2 separate regions of the Homo sapiens genome follow, and region 1 is linked to region 2. The links are chromatin loops, found by intact Hi-C in ENCODE. Cell type or tissue: gastrocnemius medialis. All regions are shown on one strand. Each heading gives the region's core, and the rest is flanking DNA. Links, peaks and the distances in the headings are about the cores only. Region 1 overlaps CKAP5 (cytoskeleton associated protein 5). Region 2 has its middle 8.2 kb from the start of F2.

Region 1 (2,919 bases), core at 324-2,823, 50 kb after region 2:
CTGGAATTCTCGGCGGACCATCTGGGCTGCCTCAGGATGCCCACTCATGCTTCGGGCTTGGCTAAGGGAAGCAAAAGGAGGCTCCTGAACTAAAAGAGACTTCTTAACCAAAGGGCAAGAGTAGCACTGTCAGTTGCCCCAAAGCTTCAGGACAGATGTTCAACTTCTGGTTTCAGCCCCCCTGAATGATTTAAGTCCCTGAGTCTAAGCAAGTGCCTTTAATAGGTAACAACATTGGTTCATGAATATCCTAAGAGGGCAGATAACTTTAATTTGTACTTACATTACCTGCCAAGTTATAAGTATTTGTTCTAGTTCACTAAAGCCAACAAACCTTGTATTTCTATTCCTGAAGGGGCAGAAAACAATAAAATATATTTGTATTGACTCAAAGTTCACTACTTATGAGCAAATATATAAGAAAAATTTAGACTGGCTGGTTCTTTTCCACCAAATTAACCAGTGCTTTAATTTTGCTAATCATAAGTACCATTCCATGCCGTGTTCAGCACATTTTATATTTTGTGAGACCACCAGTCACCCCTTTTTAGAATATTCACTCTTGACAGGTCAGGGCCAGCTTTACATCCAAGAAATAGGGATTCAAAGTTTCCAAATTCAAGTTCGTTAAAATTATACTCATGACACAACCCAAAATAGAGCTGTCTTGCTTAGGAGGCAGTATTTTGAGTCCCTAAGCCAATTTTGGGTTGCATGTATTTTAATTAGCCTTATCTCAAGAATAGGAAACTAAGCACAACCAAGTATAACACAAAGAAGAAAGTGAATCAGTATTTTAGCCACATGACATTGAACTTTTGTGGAAGACTTGATTCATGGGGTACTTATGGACACCCTCTACCCTGATTATAAACTCTAAGCTAGTCACCCTCCAGAGGGGATGAATCCAAGTCAGAAGTTAGAAAGATATAAGAGCCCTGCTAATGAGAAATTAGCAGGCAGTACTTACATCCTATAAGTGCGATACATAATTCTGTCCACGGAAAAGCAGTGAAAGAAGGCACAAGACCATTTAGAAGTGGTTTTGAGACAAAGACAAAGACAATGAAGACTGAAGAATCAAACATTTGGTTACAATACATTTACCCAGACACTCTGTCATGCATGATAATGGCTACAAGAACTCAAGATTATGTTACAGGACAGGCTGTGAGCACACAAGGCAAAGGCCATGGAGATGCTCTCAGACAAGTATCTCTATCTACATACTTGAGTTTGGAAGACATGTCCTCAGCTGGTCCCTTGCGTAACATGTTGGCATTGGAGCTTATGTTCTGTGCACGCTGAGGTTTCTCTTCCACCTGTTTTATTGGTGCAGCAGAGGGTCTCTTTGCTGACCGCTTAATCCTCTCCTCGAGCATGCTCATATCCTTTTCAGAAAGCTGTAAAGAGGCCAAATTTAGAAACCTAACTGGATAACACAATAATATCTATTTTCATATCAAAACAAATAGAACCTTCTATGTTAGGACATGTTTACTTTCAAAGCACCACATTTCAAAATCAACTACTATTAATACCTGCCTAGCTGCTATAGGAAGAGGAGATATGAAAGAAGGAGAGGGGCTGGGCACAGTGGCTCATGCATGTAATCCCAGCACTTTGGGAGGCCAAAGCAGGAGGATCACTTGAGCCCAGGAGTTTGACACCAGCTTGGGCAACATGGTGAAACCCCATCTATACATAAAGTATAAAAATAAGCTGGGTGTGGTGGCACGCGCCTGTAGTCCTTGCTACTCAGGAGGCTGAAGTCAGAGGATCACTTGAGCCTGGGAGGTCGAGGCTGCGGTGAACCATGATCACACCACTGCACTCCAACCTAGGTGACAGAGCAAGACCCTGTCTCAAAAAAAAAAAAAAAAAGAAACGATAAAAAAAAGAAAGCCAATTAGTAACTACAAATAAAAAGGTCAAAAATTAAATGAAGCTTCCTCATTTTTTGTTTTGTCACCACTATCTAGCTGTGTGACTATGGGCAAGAAACTTCATTTTTGGTCATCTGTAAAATTCCCAACTGCTTTATATTCTTCACTGGGTAGTAGTGAGAATTTAATTAGAAAATATAAGTAAACATATTTAAGCCCTGTGTAAATACATGGTGACACTATGAGGTAACTGAAGACGGAGGTCCAGACTCACTCAAACGAAATAAGAGGTCAGAGGCAGAACCTAATGTGAGTGAAAAACTGGCTCACGGCTGTAGCGCAAGATGTGATCTGACAGATACTAGCATCCACACTATACACAAATAAGCACTTTTTAACCAAAAACTCGATGCAGTAAAAATTACAGAGCAGACTGCCAGGCAGAATTTAAACCCGGGACTAGCTCAGATTTCTTGATTCAAAAATAGCACTCATTTCTAAAGCAAATTTGCTATGAATAGAATGCTCAGAAAAGAAAACTTGATTTCCATTAAAACAGCCTAATCAGAGACACCTCAAGGGTCTATCTGGATTCTAGGACACATTGATAGGTTGAGTTGACTAAAAAGTAGTAAAAACTTAGCTACAGTTGAGAGGACAGGAAACCTAACACCTAGGAGATCTTGCAATTCTTTTCACGACATGCTGACAGTGTTCAGAGAAGTCACTCACATTTCCAATCAGTTTGAACACCTGATCCCCATGTACATTGTACACCGTTACAATGGTGTTGAGTGCAGCATTGCGTACAGCATTGTCACGGTCTCCTATGTGAACAGCTATTTCCTTTAAGGCTTTTCCTGGGGTTGGTTGGCAAACATTCATGCCATAGGACTCAACCAGACATCCCAGCTCTTCCAGGCACTCTGATGGGGGAGAAAGGCTAGATTAATGAGACAACACATATTTGGGACAGAGACTTATCCTTACTAGAGAAATTTCCCTTGGCATATATGAAGGACTAAAACCTTAC
Region 2 (2,919 bases), core at 274-2,773:
TTCTTCAACTCCTGATCTCAAGTGATCCGCCCTCCTCAGCCTCCTAAAGTGCTGGGATTACCATGCCTGGCTCTCTTCAGTTTTCTCTGCAGATGACAATCTCCCCCACACAAGACAGTTTTTCAGCTATTCTTGTATTTCCAGCCCTTCTGAATAGCCATCTTGAAATATATCAAAGAAGTATATTTTGGGGTGAAATATTTTAGTTTCCCTCAATACAGAGAGCAGGGAGGAAGACCAAGGCCAGGATGGTCAAGCGCTTCAGGTTCAGTGACAGGAGGTAGGCTTATCAAGGGACACAAAAAATCACCCAACGAAAGAGAAAAACCTACAAAGTGCATGCCATTGAAGCTGATGGAAAAGTTTCAACAAGGGGGATGTGGTTAGCAATGTCCATTGCTATTGGGAGAGTTGAAGTTTATGGAAGTTACTGGCAAGCTGAGGGAGAGCCGGAGGAAGCCAGATGGGATTGCCTTGAGGGGCGGGAGGCAAGAGAGATGGAAAAGATAGACTTGCTTGTTTTATGCCTCTACTGTCCTGCAAAATAGGAATTGTGGTCCCTGTCTTACAGATAAAGAAACTAAGGCAGAAGGTCATGGTGGCTCATGCCTATAATCCCAGCACTTTGGGAGGCTGAGGCAGGCGGATCACCTGAGGTCGGGAGTTCAAGACCAGCCTGACCAACATAGAGAAACCCTGTCTCTACTCAAAATACAAAAATTAGCCGGGCGTGGTGGCGCATGCCTGAAATCCCAGCTACTTGGAAGGCTGAGGCAGGAGAATCGCTTGAACCCGGGGGGCAGAGGTTGCGGCGAGGCAAGATCACGCCACTGCACTCCAGCCTGCGCCAAAAGAGCAAAATTCTGTCTCAAAAAAAAAAAAAAAGAAACTGAGGCTCAGAGAGGATGACAAGATCACACCATCAGTAAGAGGCAAAGCCAGGATTCTTCTTTTTTTTTTGAGACAGAATCTCACTCTGTCACCCAGCCTGAACTGCAGTGTTGCGGTCTCTGCTAACTCTACTCCGCTAACTTTACCTCCTCTTCCCGGGTTCAAGCGATTCTCCTGCTTCAGCCTCCCAAGTAGCTGGGATTAAAGGTGTGTGCCAACATGCCCGGCTAATTTTTGTAGTTTTAGTAGAGATGGAGTTTTGCCATATTGGCCAGGCTGGTCTCAAACCCCTGACCTCAAGTGATCCACCTGCCTCAGCCTCCCAAAGTGCTGGGATTACAGGCGTGAGCCACCGTGCCCGGCCAAAAGCCAGGATTCTAATGTGGGTGGTTTTCTGGCTTCCCAGCACTTGACCACGATGTCACCGGCAGCCCCGTGCCTCCTGGTTTGCCACTGACATTAACCCAGTTGCCTGCCCAATCTGAAAAACTTGGCAAAGCATAAACCTAAAATTGTCCAAGGGGCGGGAGGACAGCAGGAAATCGTGGTGATCTGTGAAGAGAAAGGCCACACTGTCCAAAGCCTGAGAAACAGCTGCTAAGATTAGTTTTGAGTCAGCCTACCCTGTGACTTGGAACCTGCTCAATTTCTTTTCCAGCTCCTGACTCAGGCAGGCCCACTTCAACTCAGGGGACTGCTCAGCAGTGTCTGCCTAGCGTTTTAGGCATCCTGGGGACACGCTCCTTGCTTGACATTGAACTGTGCAGGACGTGGGGATGCTCTGGGCTGTCCGGGAGGCCTGTTGACACCCCACAGCATCCCCAGGCCAACAGCTGAGATGCCCACACTCCCTTTCCACATTCCCCACACAGATTGGAGAATTTTTCCTCCATTAAAGCCGTCCCTGGTACATGGTACATGGAGCAGGGTCGGAGCAGGGTCAGGACAGAGCCAACGGATTGGAAGGCAGGTGATTTGGGAGTCTCTGCTCTGGCAACACGCATGGCTCAAGTGAGAATGGGTGTTACACAGCATCTCCCAAGATCCTCATGTTACAGTTACCCATGAGAAAACAGAGGCCACAACACAAGTCACTTGCCAGGGTCAGAAGACCAGTCAGTAGCAGAACCAGGACAGAATTCCGGCCTTCTGATTCCTAATTTAGTGCTCTTCCAGCTCAAATAAAAGGCAGACCATTCTTGGAAAGACTAATCACTGGAATATTTTTTTTCACTGAGAAAATATTTTCAGAATTTCAAGGCTACAGTGAGCTGTGATTTTACCACTGCATTCTAGCCTGGGCAGCACAACAAGACCCTGTCTGAAAAATATATATATATATATATATATATTTTATTTTTTTTTTCCTCTGATTTCAATATAATTTTCATTTTATTTATTTTTTGAGATGGATTTTTTGTTTGAGATGGAGTCTTGCTCTATCGCCCAGGCTAAAGTGCAGTGGCACTGCCTCAGTTCACTGCGACCTCTGCCTCCTGGGTTCAAGCAATTCTCCTGCCTCAGCCTCCTGAGTAGCTGAGATTACAGGTACCTGCCACCACGCCCGGCTAATTTTTGTATTTTTAGTAGAGACGAGGTTTTACCATGTTGACCAGCCTGGTCTCGAACTCCTGACCTCAGGTGATCCACCCACCTTGGCCTCCCAAAGTGCTGGGATTACAGGGGTGAGCCACCATGCCCAGACTGTTTTTTGTGTTCTTAGTAGACACAGGGTTTCACCATGGTTGGCCAGGCTGGTTTTGAACTTCTGTCCTCAAGTGATCCACTCACCTCAGCCTCCCAAAGTGTTAGGATTACAGGCATGAGCCACCATGCCTAGTCTATTTATTTATTTATTATTATTTTTGAGACCGCCTCACTCTGTCACCCAGGATGGAGTGCAGTGGCGTGATCTTGGCTCACTGCAACCTCTGCCTCCCGGGTTCAAGGGATTCTTGTGCCTCAGCCTCCCAAGTAGGTGTGACTACAGGCATGCACCACCATGCCCAGCTAATTTTTTGTATTTTA

Evidence for each region. Peaks named below come from ENCODE experiments on the same cell type or tissue, not always from the same donor. Only the 100,000 strongest peaks of a DNase experiment are listed, where the experiment ranks them.
Region 1: a loop joins it to region 2, with 4 times the contacts of the local background. A loop is called at or near these places in 4 of 110 quality-filtered maps.

What each region holds. Positions count from the first base shown.
Region 1 is chr11:46,759,382-46,762,300 of GRCh38, forward strand. CKAP5 (cytoskeleton associated protein 5) reads right to left here. Exons shown (of 44, transcript NM_001008938.4): 32 at 2,619-2,812; 33 at 1,231-1,403; 34 at 1-61. Among named protein-coding and RNA genes, the nearest start is that of SNORD67, 1.7 kb to the right of the region's middle. In gastrocnemius medialis, for the core only: no CTCF peak of the experiment used is centred there; DNase peaks (open chromatin) are centred at 1,270 and 1,675; H3K27ac peaks cover 2,500 bases.
Region 2 is chr11:46,709,576-46,712,494 of GRCh38, forward strand. No RefSeq gene overlaps it. Among named protein-coding and RNA genes, the nearest start is that of F2, 8.2 kb to the right of the region's middle. In gastrocnemius medialis, for the core only: no CTCF peak of the experiment used is centred there; DNase peaks (open chromatin) are centred at 1,516 and 1,826; H3K27ac peaks cover 2,500 bases.